2 separate regions of the Homo sapiens genome follow, and region 1 is linked to region 2. A link is a loop called in an ENCODE intact Hi-C map of the cell type or tissue named here. Cell type or tissue: OCI-LY7. All regions are shown on one strand. Links, peaks and the distances in the headings refer to the core of each region. The heading gives the core; the rest is flanking DNA. Region 1 overlaps RSRC1 (arginine and serine rich coiled-coil 1). Region 2 overlaps SHOX2 (SHOX homeobox 2).

Region 1 (8,345 bases), core at 88-8,087, 340 kb before region 2:
GCTTTGTTCTTTTTGCTTAGGATTGTCTTGGCTATGTGGTTTCCTTTTTGGTTCCATATGAACTCTAAAGTAGTTTTTTCCAATTCTGTGAAGAAAGTCATTGGCAGCTTGATGGGGATGGCATTGTATCTATAAATTACCTTGGACAGTGTGGCCATTTTCATGACATTGATTCTTTCTATCCATGAGCATGAAATATTCTTCCACTGGTTTGTGTCCTCTCTTATTTCCTTGAGCAGTGGTTTGTAGTTCTCCTTGAAGAGGTCCTTCACATCCCTTGTAAGTTGGATTCCTAGGTATTTTATTCTCTTTGTAGCAATTGTGAATGGGAGTTCACTCATGATTTGGCTCTCTGTTTGTCTGTTACTGGTGTATAGGAATGCTTGTGATTTTCGCACATTGATTTTGTATCCTGAGACTTTGCTGAAGTTGTTTATCAGCTGAAGGAGATTTTGGGCTGAGATGATGGAGTTTTCTAAATATACAGTCATGTCATCTGTAAACAGGGACAATTTGACTTCCTCTTTTTCTAATTGAATACCCTTTATTTCTTTCTTTTGCCTGATTGCCCTGGCCAGCACTTCCAACACTATGTTGAGTAGGAGTGGTGAGAGAGGGCATCCTTGTCTTGTGCTGGCTTTCAAAGGGAATGCTTCCAGTTTTTGCCCGTTCAGTATGATATTGGCTGTGAGTTTGTCATAAATAGCTCTTATTATTTTATTTTGAGATATGTTCCATCAATACCTAGTGTACTGAGAGTGTTTAGCATGAAGAGCTGTTGAATTTTATTGAAGGCCTTTTCTGCACTATGGAGATAATTATGTGGTTTTTGTCACTGGTTCTGTTTATGTGATGGATTCCGTTTATTGATTTGCATATGTTGAACCAGCCTTGCATCCCAGGGATGAAGCTGACTTGATCATGGTCAATAAGCTTTTTGAGGTGCTGCTGGATTCGGTTTGCCAGTTATACTGTAACCATTTATTTAACATATTTGTTTCTTATTCACATTTGCCTCCTCAAAACTCAGCCCAGTGCCAATGTGTGCTTACTAAATTAACCATTATTAAACCATTTTCAATTTTAGAAAAGGAAATAAAATACTTGTGAGAAAATAAGCTATAATAGGTGAAAACACTTATTCCATCAAAATAGCAAATAGCAAAATATTACTTATTTATACTGATTTCTGGTTACATATAACACACTACCCCGGGAATTTGGTAGGATAGTATATTCTTCAGATCCCCATCCAAAGGTTTTTTTTTTTGTGTGTGTGTACATCTATAAAAAGAATTGGAAGACGTTTCTTCAATATGGCCTCTTCTATAGAATTATCTATTAATCTAGCCATAAAATGAATTACTATGAGGTATTATAGCAGAGATATTTAAAGAATGGATTCTGAAGCCAGACTGTCTCGGTTTGAATCCTGGCTCTATCCATTACTAGCTATGAGATCTGCAACAAGTATCTTAATCTCTCTGTGTCTTAGTTAACTCATCTGAAATTGTATTGATAATAATACTTCCATCATAAGCCACAGGGTTATTGTAAAAGTTGAATGAGTTCATATATGCCAACCACTCACAATAGTATTATAGCCCAGGGTAGCATATTGTATTTATATAAAATATACAATATTATCTATATACCTTTATAGATATTAGCTTTTAAATATAGTAATTATTGTTTAAAATGCATGTGTCTGTTCTATTTATGATATAATTTGTACACTTAAAAAATCAATGTACAAATTTCTAGTAATGAATCCTTTTCTTACAACAAAATTTCATTTAGGGAAATATGTACTAAGTATATGTAAAGTGGTTTCTCCAATATTTCCGAGAAATTGTATAGAATCTGGTGTGTATATATGTATGTGTGCATGCATGCACGTGTGGGCACATGTACTTTTAAGCAGACTACTGCTGAATCTTTTTCACTTTATAATTTGAGAAGATATATATATATATTTTTAAAGTTTCTGGAGATGCTGTGTCACAACTACAAATTTAGCTCTGTAGTTCATACTTGCTTTATCTACACTCATAATATTCAACAACACTAATTGTTGCTCCATGATGCATTGCCCTATTATCTCAGTCCACATTAATTCCTCCTCTTAGGTCTGAGAAAACTGTATTTTTCTACTATAGCCAATTGAACAAGTGTCTTTCTTCCCCACTAGACTGCCAACTACTTGAGGTCCGATATCTTACTGATTTTAGCATAGTGTCATATCAGACATGGCTCATTAGCTCCTCGATAAATGTTTATTGAACTAAAGTAAAAATTAACTCACAAAATGATGACTCTGAGGAATGTTAATACATTAAAGATTTAATTCTGTTCATGTTACTTAAATGTTTTAGAAACATTTAAGACAAGAAAGGACATTCTGAGATTTATCAGTGTCTCAAAAAATTACATTAATTAGTACATTCCATTCTAGCCATATGAATATTAATATTCAGATATAAAATCTGGCATAACTCCTCAAAACTTCTCTTTTTAAGATATATGTGTGGATATATAAAACACACATCTTCTAGTTAAAAGAAGTTAAAACCTCATCTTCTAGTTAAAAGATGTATGTTTTAACTAGAAGATGTACGTTTTATATATCTGCACTCATGTATAAACATGCTTATCTACAATTTTCTAAGCGTAAAGTCTTCCCTTACTAAAAAATTCATTTAGGGTATAATTCAATATTAAAAATTAGAAATATATACTTTCAAAGTGAAAGTAAATATATACCTTTAAATTATATATCTTTATCTTTATAGCACATATATTTATATCTATATCTTTATAGCACATATTTAAGAGCAGTAAATCTTATGAATTTTCAGAGTAATCATATGTCAAATCAAATAAAAATCTTCAGAACTATAGTTACAGCCACCACAAGTCCTATATTTCCTCATACACAACAAATTTAGATACATAAGGAACAATTTTCTCCTACTGGATAAATTATTTTTTCTATTTTTTTACATTAGGTACTTTTTATTACATCAACATAAAACAATGACACTGACAATAGTATTATTTTATCTTGTGTCAGCATTCTGAAAGCATGACCTTGAAATTTAATATTATTAAAAATTAAGACCTACAAGTTAAGCAGCAGAATGCTTGTGTAGTATTAATTAAAAAAAATGCAAGAGATTTCACTTCAAACACTTGAAACACAAATTTTAAAAAAATAGATAAATAGAAGCTTTAACACAGTGTTCTTTCAAACTACAAATCAGTCAGTCTAGCATTACACAACATTACTATTTTCATTTCAAAGCATAAGTGTGGCACAAGTTATTTTACCAATATTTTTGATTTATGATAAAAGAAAACCTCATTAAATAAAAAACACTTAATGAGTTTGAGATCCTTAAAATATTTTGTACAGTCTTCAATCTAATTTCATCCCATCTCTTTTCAGTACTTTGAATGTTACTCCAGAATGTACTTTCATTTGGTAAAATCTTGTATTTACAACTGGAAGAGCATAATTAAAAACTTTACCCCCATGTGATGTCTTTTGTTCAAGGCAATGCCTTCAGAATTGAGCATAAGTATTCATATTTTTACTAATAATATTTCAGTCTTCAAAAATTTACCAAAATATGATGAAAAGTCAATGTTAGTGGGGTTAGAGCTTTCTTTTTTTCTTTTGTGAATTTCTTACAGGTGTAATGAGCAGGAGCTAAGTGTAACACACATTGCAAGTTGGGTATAGTGTGGTAAATATACAGCACCCGAGTTTCGCTAGGTGGCGCAAAAAGAATAATGTATCTGTCTGCTTCTTCTGTCTGTTGGAATGTTAACAAATGGAATGACAGAGGACAAAGTACCCAATATCGGTGTTTGTAGAATTCTTATCCAAACTAGAATGTTTCTTAATCTATTTTTACTAGAATATAATTCCTTTATAATAAAATAATTTTTAGCACAAAGTAAACTTCAGCACGATGAATAGCTTTCCATTTTTTTTCACTGGATATTTTGAACACTAAAACAGAAAATGTCAGGCTTTTTTGGGAAGACACTGTAAATAAAGAATTAGAAAAATTGACATTACCTTACTGAAACCCTACCTAAAAGCATCACCTAATGTATAAGTGAAAATTGCTAGCAAATTACTTCTTACAGCTATAAAAGAATATGTGAATTTTATAATTTATAACATTTTGGAAGTTCTCATATGAAGATTTTTAAACATCACAGAGTAGAGCTGAAAGGGAATGGCCTCGGAATCGGGAAAACTGGATTTTAGTTTTAGCATAGCAGTGATCTAATTGTGATCTGAGCTGCTATTTCTTAAATAGTCAACTAAGAGCTGGATTTGATTAGTTTTAACGTCTTTGGAGTTTCAAAAAATCATTCTAGACTCTCTAAGAATGAGTGACAATATTATTCTGCCAAGAGATAACTTTATTTTATTTAACATTTTTCAGAGAATAAAGTTTAAATATATATTCTGCTTTAATAGGGGTCAAAACAAAGATTAAAATTTGAATAATCTTAGCAGATATTACAACCAACATTAAGTGGAAAATACAATTAAGATCAGCAATCCATCTAACAAAAATTATGTCTAGAGATATATTTGTTCTTCTCTTTCTAGATAGGATGATTTTTAGAATTGTTTTTAGATATTTGGACAGATTTTAGATAGATTTAACTTTCAAACCATTATTATTCAATCTGGGCTTTATAAATGTAGTTCTCTATCTGCAATACACTCAGAGCTTCCCAACTATTTAGCTACTACTAAGTAATATGTGTGCTAAAATATCATCCTCTCAGCCCTCCAGACAACCAGGCAGGGTCTGAGGTGGCTGGAGTTTGAGAGCAGTAGCCTTTGGCCAAGAGCAGCCTCACCAGTTTAACCTGGTGTACCAACGAAATATATCCTTTTGCATTTCATGACATGAGAAAGATTGAGAAGCATTGTACTGTAGCATCTCTGTATTACCTTATTTTTGCCTCTAATAACTTACTTGGGGAGACCTTTGGAAAAATAAAAATGACTCACTTTCTCCAAAGTAACCTGGAGAATTTCAAGTTTTCAATAATTGCACAATTTCTGGCTGAAATTAATTTCACAAAACAATATAAATACTGATGACTAATAATTCAGAGTATTTTGCCACAAGAAAAAATACGTATAGTTTCTGTGTTAAATAAGCTAATTTATCTAAAACCTATTTAATAGTAAGCAAGCACAGCATTACGTGATGTTATATAGTATGTTCTTGGCTCATCAATTTTAACACTGAATGAAATTGCTACTGATTTTTTAAGTGATCTTTTTTCTCTGTTTTAATATAGAGGACTAAATATAACTTATAAGGAAAAAGGTATATAACAATTTCAAGTGTTATTAAATTAACTTACGAAGCATCACATGAACATATAATTATCTAAGTTGAATTTCTGTTGTTAGTTTGAAAATATATTTTGTAAGTAACTATAGTATATATACATAGACTCACTCTGTGTGTGTATATATATATAGTATTTCTAGATAAATGTCTTCATTTTATTCATAAGATGAAGGCTACAAATGATGTCAATGCTACAAATTATGTAAAGGATATAATGCCTGATATTATGAGAAATATGTGACATGCAATATGCAATATTTTAGGCTAGTTTATATTTCATGGATAGTACTAAATTTAGAAACAGTATGTGAATGAAATTTGTTAATCTAAAATCTTCATAAAAAGTCTCAGTTCTTTCAAAACTACGAAAGCTAACCTCAATTCAAAATGAGTTAAATATTAAACAAACTTCTCCAGAGGAAGAGACTGCAGATAGCTTTGTCAGTGTTATCAGTGAGATTAACATTCTAGTCATAGATTTTTGAGGAAAAAAAATAGTACACCAAGGAGGGACAATGGCTGCCAGGAAGCAAAGGTAAAAATCGACAGATAAAATTCAGTAATAGCAATCAGTGCAAAACTCCCCATAGACTCTCTTATGTCCTGGTTACTGCCTACTGTATTAAGACTGCCTTTCTCATCACTTAATGCTTATTTTCATCACTTTGCTTAAAATATTGATAATCAATTAGAGCTACGTCTGTTTTGCCACAGAATCTGTGTCACAGTCTATCAGACTGTCAGGGCCAATTCAATCCTCATTCAAAGTTAATTTTTTCTTCATAAATCTGCCTTTGGAGGAGTCATTAGGCGCAGAACATAGCCGGAGGTGCAATCACCTATTCTCTTTCATTAGTGGCAGGCAGAGAAGGTGAGGGAGATTATTAGAACTTTGGAATGATCACAAAGCAGCGTGCTGCCTGTCAGATCCCCCCAACATTTAATTCATCTAGCCAACTCACCAGCACTCTTTGCCAACAGTTTTAAATGGACATTATTCATGAACATCTGTGACATGCTGAATATTCTGAACTGGAAATGATGAAAAAGCAATGCCCCTTTTGACTTTAAAATTAATTCTATGGTCAAAACAATTAAGTATATAACAAACATGTTTTGTGATGTTATTTTTGGTCATCTAAGATATATTTCAGAGGCAAAACAATTTACTTAAGTTATAACACAAATGTATAAGGGGAAATTAATGCCTAAAAATCAACATTCTCAGTATTAAACAATTTAGAAAATCCTATTTTACCTACATTAGGAATGACCAGAATTTCTCCCCAAAGAGGTATTTAAAATTCACAATATTTAAATATTTATTTAATGTGAAATCTTGTTAAGCAACATACCACAAAATGAAATAACTCAAAAGGATTTAATATAGGACCAATTAAATAAAAAATATTCTATTTGAAATTTTCATTGCCACCACTTTTTTTAGTACTACACGTCTTCATTATAAGCAGTGTATTGTGGTAAAGTTAATAGAGAAACTTAGTCTAATTTTAAAAATAGGCAGAATAAATGAAAAGAAAACTTTCTAAATAACTTATTTTCATTTTAAAATCTACCATTAATTTTTTCAAAAAAAGAAAATCTGGGTTGTTTCAAATGCTTTGTTCTTTGAGTGTGCTGCCTTTTATTATTTGGAATAGAAAATTTATGTTAGCTGTTAAGATGGAGATTACAGAGGTTCCTTGTTAGATCTAATTTTGTGGAGATTTATCTTTAAGTTATTTAAACATTTACTCAGAATACCAAGCTGATGACATCAAGATTTTAAATGCTATTATCAAAACCACAGTGTTCTAGCAATGTAAAACAATTATTAAAGATTAGCTTCAGGAAATAGCTGTACCAGTATTTCCCAAACTGTTCCACACAATGAGGTGCTAAAAGGGTTTTGTGGTCAAATATATTTGGAAAATACTTAGTTGGACAAAATTAAGCTATTTCTTTACTGTACAACTCATCAGAATCTACAATATGCTAATGTGTCTTGTGACTCTTTAAAAGGGAAATAAAATATGGTGACTCTCAAACTTACTTGACTATAGAACCATTTTTTGATACCACCAAAATAGCAACAAAGAGTTTTCCTAACCTTTTCAGGTTAACAATTCCTCTTCAGTCCACACTGGATGTGATATTTTACATCTTGTTAATTCAAAAAATATTGGTTAAGCACATACTATATACTGTACCAGGTACTGTGGTAGGTAATACAGTTATAATAGTGAATGAAACATGATCTCAATATGCTCATAGTGTGGTACAGAAAAGAGTTTATTTGTAGTTTGTCTTCCCACTGTGAGTCCTTTGAGAATGAAGAGGGTATCTTATTCATATCTGTATTTCCCTATTGCCTAGCAACAGGTAAGCAGTAGAATTTCAAGAAATACTTGTTAAACATACGCAGAATTTTCTTTCTCTTAGATGGTTCCAATGACTTCACATTAGTCTGGACACCAGTTTCCCCTTTCTTTCCTTTTTCTGAGGTTAGTACCCACCTTAACCAATAATTTATATTAGGTACATTATGTAATAGGTAGCCAGAGAGCAGCTAACTTTTAAAGAAAAACACAAATATAAGGCAAAACTGGCAGATCAGCTCCAGTCGAATGCTAGTGGCTGCCTGGAGCTCTTCGTTGACAAAGATTCTGCTGTCCTTCTGAGCTCTGGGGAAACTGTATCACAAGTTAAAGATGACTGCCATCGCTGCTTTGAAAGTTTTTCCATTTTGGAAAGATAAATGATGCAAAAAAGTTTAAATAACAATAGCCACTACCACTGTCACTGCTATTGCTACTACAGCTACTGCCACCACCATCACCATTACCACTACTATCACAAGTGCAAGAAACAGAAATTTCCTGGTTATTTTATTTTATTTTATTTTATTTTATTTTTTTTGTGTGTGTGGTTTTTATGATTATTGTGTTA
Region 2 (8,299 bases), core at 1-8,000:
TTGACTATGACACTTGCTTTCAAAAACATACCAATGAAAGCTCTGAAGCAGTATTTTTACTTTAATGGGGTTTTAAAAACTTTAATTTGTGAGTCAATCAATATGCTTTATTATTGAAAGTGGAATACAAAAGCAAGCTTTATTTGAATTTTAAAAAATCTGTCATACTGCCTGTAAAAGTTGTCAAGTTTAAGCAGGTAACATCCAGGAGAACAAAGTACCTAAGAGTTACTTGCTTTATATATACTTCATTCTCCTTTCGCTGAGTGCTCTTCTTTTTTTCTCTTAAGAAGTGAACTTTATTGTTGTTTCATACTTTTATTTACATTTTAGTTATTTTCTAGATGTTTTCCTACTATCCTAACTGCAAACAGTGGCTTTTTCTAAAGAAGCAAATTAGATTATCATGATAATGGTGCACAATTATTCTGCTACTGTGTTTCACTCTGCTGCACAGCAGAACAGAGAAATTCTAAACTTCTTTGTAGTGAGGCTTTTATGACACTAATTACCTCTCCCCAACCCTTACAACTCCTTCTCCGCAAAGGAGTCATTATTTGCTCTGGTGTTTGGTTTTTCTTTAAGATGAAGCTAATTAACATTACAGGCTATTAATGAACACATTCTTCTCAGGTCTTAACTGGGCAAATATCTAAACCATTATCATGTTGGTATCAGGTACCAAGCAGAGTTTTAGGCCATGGGGACTCTGTTATGTGAAAAGATGAAATCAGGACTAATAGTAATCTATCTTGTGAAAGTCTATAAAATCTATCTTTCTATTTCTGTAGTTAATTTACATGTTTAACTTTGGAATTTGAGGCTGTTTTATACAATTCAAAGATTGCTTGCTGTATCTCCCAATTCTTGTCTAAACCACGACTCTTTTCTCTTTGTACTTTTGTAATTTAAAAAAATTTTTAGTCATAACATCTAGGTTTTATTTTTTTTCCCCCTCCAACCTATAGGTTTGGTTTCAAAATCGAAGAGCTAAATGTAGAAAACAAGAAAATCAACTCCATAAAGGTATGCTTCTTATACAAGGAACATTTGATAGTCTGAGCAAAGAGAGAAGTAGTGAATATTACTATTACAATGACAGAAAAAAAGGAACCTCAAAAATGACAATAGTTCTTGACTTAATAATCTTCAAAGGCTGTTAATGGAGTCCTAAAGTTTGGGAGTAAGTTACATTTATTTAAATTTTGGATGCAGTTTAGAAAGATAATAGTCCATTTTCAAAGGAATTCGTTCTGTCTTGTACCCTTTGGAACCCTGAAAAATGCTACAAACGTTAACCTCACATTATTTTTCTCTTGTACTTTTTACAGGTGTTCTCATAGGGGCCGCCAGCCAGTTTGAAGCTTGTAGAGTCGCACCTTATGTCAACGTAGGTGCTTTAAGGATGCCATTTCAGCAGGCAAGTACAGCCTAGTTTCAAGCTGTTTTTAAATATGAAAATACCTGAATGTTTGCTTGAACTGTTGAACATCACCTGTCTCTGAGCCCAGATGTCAATGTCTGCATAGTTGGAGAATCATTTTGAGATGATATAGTGGACCCACTACCCTTTAAAAACCTATACGGTATTAAAGGCCTGAATGCCTAGTCCCTTCTGTCCTCATGGGAATCCCTGAAGGGGCCTGGGGGCAGTAACTGGTCCTTTAAAAATACACTAAAGATTGCCCTTAGAGAGAGAGGAAGGAAAAGCCTTTTGATTAAGATTTTGTCAAATCCAATACAGAGGTTAGTCCTAAGGTATTTCTAAGGCAACCCTCTAGATACTTTTCTAGGTATTTTCTACCTCTTAGTCACATTAAATAACTCTGACAGAAGAAAAATAAACACAAGTACTCCCAGCTCATACTTTTGTTTTTTCGTTCTTTTGTTTTTAAATCTGTTTCTGCAAACAAAGCTTCATCTCTGGTAAAGAGAGAAGTCTTGGTCTTCCCAGGGCTGCCCTGCCTTTGCAATCCCTTAGCCATAAAGAAACCTTTAAGAGTACATTTTAAAAGGACAGCCTGCAGCAATGATTTAATCCTGGGAAATCCCAGTGCTCTGAACTCCCCACTTTCCAAGCCTGAGGGCGAAATCCTTTCCCAACCAGTGTCTGACCTTCCCTATCCTCAGCCAGGACCCCTGCTTGGCATGCCTGTGATGTCATGAATTAGCTCTCAGTCTCCAGTGACTTGGACCGGGGAGACAGATAGGTGTGACCATGAATTGAGAGTCGGTGTTAGGGAGATCTTAGCTCTCTTGGTGCCACAGGACTCTGGCATCCTGATGCTTGGCTTTGGAAACAAGAGAGAATGACTGAAGAAAGAGGGAGGGGTGACTTTAAAAGGAGACCTTTACTACTCAAAAGGTAATCTTTGGGCCAGCAGCAACAACACCGTCTGGGAGATTGTTAGAAATTCAGAATCTCAGGCCCCAACCTAGACCTTGCGAATCAGAATCTGAATTTTAACGAGATCCCTGGGTAATTGTTATGGCAATAAAGGTTAGAAGTACCGACTCACAATTGTGCCTATTGTGGTGAAGATGGAGTAACTTCCCTGAATGACATTAAAAAGTTGCGTAGTTTGCTTGTTGATACTCCGTTGTTTTGGTAGTGGGGTAAGAGATGCATGGCAGCATCAAGAGAAGAGGGTAAGGGTCCTCACCCGCAGTCTTTCCAATATACCATTTCAGCCCAGTTCCCAGGGGAGACGGCCACATTCCTGCAGAAGGGGGTTCCCGGGGTCCGGGGAAATAAGCCTACCCTAAGCGAGTTTCGGAGACCCAGGGGACACTGGAGTATCCATGTGGAACCCCAGATTCAGCAACAGGCTGAGAAGGTCACTGTCGGAACAAGATGCACAGCCAAATGCCCTCTCCCCGTGCCCAAACACAACCCAACTCTCTCTCTGGCCAAGCTGGACGCCGTTAATGCTCTGTTTCTATTCTGTTGTCACCCTAGGATAGTCATTGCAACGTGACGCCCTTGTCCTTTCAGGTTCAGGCGCAGCTGCAGCTGGACAGCGCTGTGGCGCACGCGCACCACCACCTGCATCCGCACCTGGCCGCGCACGCGCCCTACATGATGTTCCCAGCACCGCCCTTCGGACTGCCGCTCGCCACGCTGGCCGCGGATTCGGCTTCCGCCGCCTCGGTAGTGGCGGCCGCAGCAGCCGCCAAGACCACCAGCAAGAACTCCAGCATCGCCGATCTCAGACTGAAAGCCAAAAAGCACGCCGCAGCCCTGGGTCTGTGACGCCAACGCCAGCACCAATGTCGCGCCTGTCCCGCGGCACTCAGCCTGCACGCCCTCCGCGCCCCGCTGCTTCTCCGTTACCCCTTTGAGACCTCGGGAGCCGGCCCTCTTCCCGCCTCACTGACCATCCCTCGTCCCCTATCGCATCTTGGACTCGGAAAGCCAGACTCCACGCAGGACCAGGGATCTCACGAGGCACGCAGGCTCCGTGGCTCCTGCCCGTTTTCCTACTCGAGGGCCTAGAATTGGGTTTTGTAGGAGCGGGTTTGGGGGAGTCTGGAGAGAGACTGGACAGGGGAGTGCTGGAACCGCGGAGTTTGGCTCACCGCAAAGCTGCAACGATGGACTCTTGCATAGAAAAAAAAATCTTGTTAACAATGAAAAAATGAGCAAACAAAAAAATCGAAAGACAAACGGGAGAGAAAAAGAGGAAGGGAACTTATTTCTTAACTGCTATTTGGCAGAAGCTGAAATTGGAGAACCAAGGAGCAAAAACAAATTTTAAAATTAAAGTATTTTATACATTTAAAAATATGGAAAAACAACCCAGACGATTCTCGAGAGACTGGGGGGAGTTACCAACTTAAATGTGTGTTTTTAAAAATGCGCTAAGAAGGCAAAGCAGAAAGAAGAGGTATACTTATTTAAAAAACTAAGATGAAAAAAGTGCGCAGCTGGGAAGTTCACAGGTTTTGAAACTGACCTTTTTCTGCGAAGTTCACGTTAACACGAGAAATTTGATGAGAGAGGCGGGCCTCCTTTTACGTTGAATCAGATGCTTTGAGTTTAAACCCACCATGTATGGAAGAGCAAGAAAAGAGAAAATATTAAAACGAGGAGAGAGAAAAATAATATTAACACAAAAAAATGCCACAGACAATGATTTCTCTGAGAAATTATTATGGCAAAACTGTCTGGACTGCTGACAGTAAATTCCGGTTTGCATGTTACTTGTATTCCATTGATGGTGTGTCTCCTCCCACCCCCTTATCTCCCATGCACTCACTCCATTTTCATCTTCACTATGAAAAACAATACCAAAAGTATCTGGAAATTGATATATATATATCCATATATATATATCATATATTTGCCATATATATATATATATATATATATATATATATATATATATATTTGCCCTGTCTTTGATCCTGGGGAACAAAAGAAAAAAGTCAGAAAGGGAAAAAATTACACTCATTGTCCTAAGAAGACAGAGGTGGGCAGAATATGTGGGGAAAGGAAAAAGAAAACAAGACCACCAAATGAAATAATGAAGGTACAGCGCCTCGCTGTGCCAGACACAGTAGGCGCTCAATCAGTATTAGTTCCCACCATTCCCCTTTTCTTGTGTTCCTTCTTGTTGGTTTCCTGAAGTCCTATTTGAAGACAGTGGTTTATTTCCCCCTCTCTATCCCGTCAAATTCACCTTAAATAACACCCAGCTAGATACAGGCACTAGGTTTGTGTAAGATATGTTGATACACACGAACAAAGTTTATTTTGACTATAATGTGTGGACTGACTTTCAACATTTGCATTTTATCTCACAAAGGTGTATCTATTCAAGTAACCTTTTTTTTTTGTTTGTTTGTTTCTTTTTTGTTTTTTTTTTTCTTTTGGTTGTTTGTTTCAATTCATGTAGCTATTTAAACTGGGATACCTTGGACTAAGCCAGTCTGTATCCCAATTCGCTAGCAAGCCTAAGTTTGTGGGGTTTTGTTTTTGTTTTTGTTTTACCTTCTAATTTACAAGAAAGAGGAAAAGCTCTTCTAACTGAACTTTGGTATGCGGTTGAGCTTTGTAACTATTTGTTCTCCATGAAAACAAAATTATTTATATTTGACATATTTTTTTCTAGTGTATTAAGTTATTTTAAACAAAAGATGTTATCTCATGACGTGTTGTCAGTACAAAATGTGTCGCCTCCAATTCTGTTAAACCTTTTAAATAAGTGCCAAGTTATTAATTGAAGACACTTTGCGATCAATTGAATGAAAATATCGTTTCATTTGATGGGGTTCGAGTCATCTTTGTTCCTGTTACTATTAAAATATCCGGGATAGTCTTTCCCTTTTGATTAATGCGTATCACTCTCTCGAATATACCAACTTGGAAAAGCGCTTGCCTCTGCTCTTACGTGCCGCAGTCAAGGGGCAGTAAGAAGGGTGGCTCTGTGGCTGTCGTTAGCGCTGAGCGCATTTCCGCCGGCCCCCTCCATTTTATCCACCCAGCATAGAAACAGGGTTATACCAAATTAATGAAAGAACAGATAAGAAGTAAAATAACATAGGATAGAGTAACTTCCTTCCCCAAGATGGACTCTCGTTATTCGTTTTGCTATAATTCCAGTCTTTATCTGGGGACACTTTTGGGAGGAAGGAAGGAGGGATCCTGCGGAGCGAAATCAACCTGGGTTTGGTATGGCATAATCGACAATCAGTCCCAGTTCGTTGACCCTCTCTGGAGCGGGGCAGGTGCTGACTTCGGAGCGGGAAAAGAGCCGCAAAGGCGGGCAGGCCAGGGCACTGTGGAGGGAGGATTCCCCATCTGACACTCCTGTTTAGGGTTGGCTGAAGCAGCTTCTTCATTGGTTAAATTTAGAAGGTGGAAGCCAGAATCGGGTTTAGGAAAAGCCTGGCCTTGAAAATAATGAGGAGCTCTCTCTCCCCATGTCGTGGCCCCCTTCTGGAAGAAATCCCACTAGTAAAGCCCAAAGGTGCTGCCTGTGTGGGGATAGTTGGAGACTTTGAAGACTCGGCCCTGACCATGTCCAAGGCAGGAACTTTCCTTCCCGCGCGGGCTCTTGTGATGACGGGACCTTCCGCAAAGACTGAAAGAGTCCTGAGCGTCCCCTGGGACCCCCCACCCTCGTGCTGGAGGGTGCGTAAAACCCCTGCCAAAGCCCCACATCCTCCAGCAGTGTTCCCCACCACCCCCACTTGGCCCTCTCCCAGGTCTTAGCTCGTATTCAAAGCTGTTCCTCAGCATAGACGTGGGCGATAGGTTTCTTTCTTTTAACTTTCAAAGACCACTGAACAGGATTTGGGCCGTATTCAGTGCGCAGGCCTTGCGGGTCTCCTGGTTGATGAACGTCGGTAGTTTTTAATAATAAACATCTGCCTGCGGGCATGGTACGCCCTGAAGCAGCCAGGCCATCCGCCGTGGTCCTGTGGCCTCCAGCGAGCTCCAGTCGGCGCCGGGGCCGGGGGTCCTAACAGGCAGGCTCCAAGCTCCAAACCCTAATCCTAACCCAGATCCCAACACGGGTTCGGACCCTGGAGACCCTGGAGCAGGGGAGATGGTGGCTCCCTCTCGGGGCCAGTCTGCCCCAAGCAGCGGAGCGCGGGGGAAGCCCGAGGTCAAAGGAGGCGGTGCGTCCAGGCCCTGCTGGCGGAGGCGCCGGGTATCGGTACAGAGGCTCAGTGACGCGGCGTGGGTGGGTCGGGAATGTCCCGTGCGATAGGAGCCAGGTGGGTTCGGCGCGGAGACCCGCGGGAGTCGGGCCGCGGCGGGAGCGCGGTAGGCGGAGAGGCCCGCGGAGGCAGCCAGGTCCGGCGAGAAAGGCCAAAATTTCTTGGCCCCATTCGCAGTGCTCCACTCGGGCACGGCCTGTGGGACCAGTGCATCCGGGGAGCTCGCGGCGCCCTTGCCTCCTCTTGCGTCTGCTCCCCCAAGACTAACGGAGGACAGAGGCCGCTTTCCTTGGCCCTGTGGAGTCTCGCCCTTCGGGTCCAGACTCCCGCAAGGCCTGCTCTCCCGGAATGCCAGTGTCCAAACTCTGGGGCAGGCGCCTCGGTGTGTGAACAAGAGTTCCAAACTCGTAGTTCCCCGAACCATCCCAAGAAGGGGTCTGAGGAATTCACTTTAAATTTAAATAAGGCCCAACATGCTTGTAGTTTGGGTCGAAACTCAATAATCCTAATATAATTAATAAAGGACACCCCCATCCTCTGCTCCCCAAATCTTTTGGGCATGCAAAACCTTCCCGAGTTGCAAAATCAATGACTGGGAAAAACTGAGTTAAAAGAGATTGTTTAAGACATCATTAGTGTTAAGGACCCTATGATACAAGAGACACAGTAAGATAGTAAGATCGGTGCCTTTGCTTGGAGCTGAACTGATGTACATCTATTTTGAGTTTTTCCCCAGATTTATAACTTTTTTGGGTCCTCAGATGGTAATACTTTAGTATAATGCAATGCTCAAATTTCGGAACTATTTTGATTTCTGAAAAATGCCTCTTTGGCTTCAGCGACATAGGATCCTGTTTTTTCTTCACAAATCAGTTTACATCATAAATTGCAAACATTTGCAATAAGATCTCAAGATTGTTTATTTTACATAACCTCAAGCACTTGACTATGTTAAACACCAGTACAGAAAATCTGTGAAATCAGTTTAATGTGTGTGAGGGAATTAAAGGATCACTCATTTTCATCACATAAACAAAGCATTTAAGATTGTTTTGATTGTCAGTCTCCCAATTTTTAGTCATACAACTGACTATTAATTTAAGAGTCATTCTGTGTAAAAATAATTACTGAGGTTATATCCTGCTTTAATTAAATATTTCTGGGCAGAAGAAAATGGTATTGTACATTGGGAAGTGGGGGATTGTTTTTAATATTATATTATTTTAGTTCAAACGGAAATAAAAGTCTGCAAATTCCAACGGGGAAAAAAGGCCTGAAATGGTTTCTTAATATGCCATTAAAACAGTTAGCCAAAATACATTAAAGCAATATCACAAACCCAGAAATAATAAATATGTCATTCTAATGAGAATGTTAACTTACAGATAATTTATTCAAGGTAGTTTTTACATTTCACATGGAATGTCTTATTATGACCCGCTTGATTACTGTGATGCTTGTTCTTCAAAATCTAATTTATATAGGCCTGCAATATACATAATTCATAACTCCTGTTGATATACGTATACACACCCCAAATTTTAAATCTTTACAGTATGTTTGGATGTTTACTAGCATGTTTTCAAGATGACGAAAATAAAAACATAAAAAGTGTTAAACATCATATTGA

What was found. A loop is a pair of places that touch in the nucleus more often than their neighbours do. Peaks named below come from ENCODE experiments on the same cell type or tissue, not always from the same donor. Only the 100,000 strongest peaks of a DNase experiment are listed, where the experiment ranks them.
Region 1: a loop joins it to region 2, with 3 times the contacts of the local background. A loop is called at or near these places in 28 of 110 quality-filtered maps.

The regions. Positions count from the first base shown.
Region 1 is chr3:158,430,043-158,438,387 of GRCh38, reverse strand. The region is part of intron 6 of RSRC1 (arginine and serine rich coiled-coil 1); the gene reads right to left. Among named protein-coding and RNA genes, the nearest start is that of UC.134, 92 kb to the left of the region's middle. In OCI-LY7, for the core only: CTCF peaks have their summits at 3,571 and 3,771; a DNase peak (open chromatin) is centred at 3,767.
Region 2 is chr3:158,092,981-158,101,279 of GRCh38, reverse strand. It overlaps SHOX2 (SHOX homeobox 2), which reads left to right. Exons shown (of 5, transcript NM_001163678.2): 3 at 969-1,026; 4 at 1,332-1,420; 5 at 2,996-5,375. The coding sequence ends at 3,253. Among named protein-coding and RNA genes, the nearest start is that of SHOX2, 9.3 kb to the left of the region's middle. RefSeq lists an enhancer at 3,113-3,282. In OCI-LY7, for the core only: no CTCF peak of the experiment used is centred there; DNase peaks (open chromatin) are centred at 3,069 and 3,629; H3K4me3 peaks cover 1,587 bases; H3K27ac peaks cover 504 bases.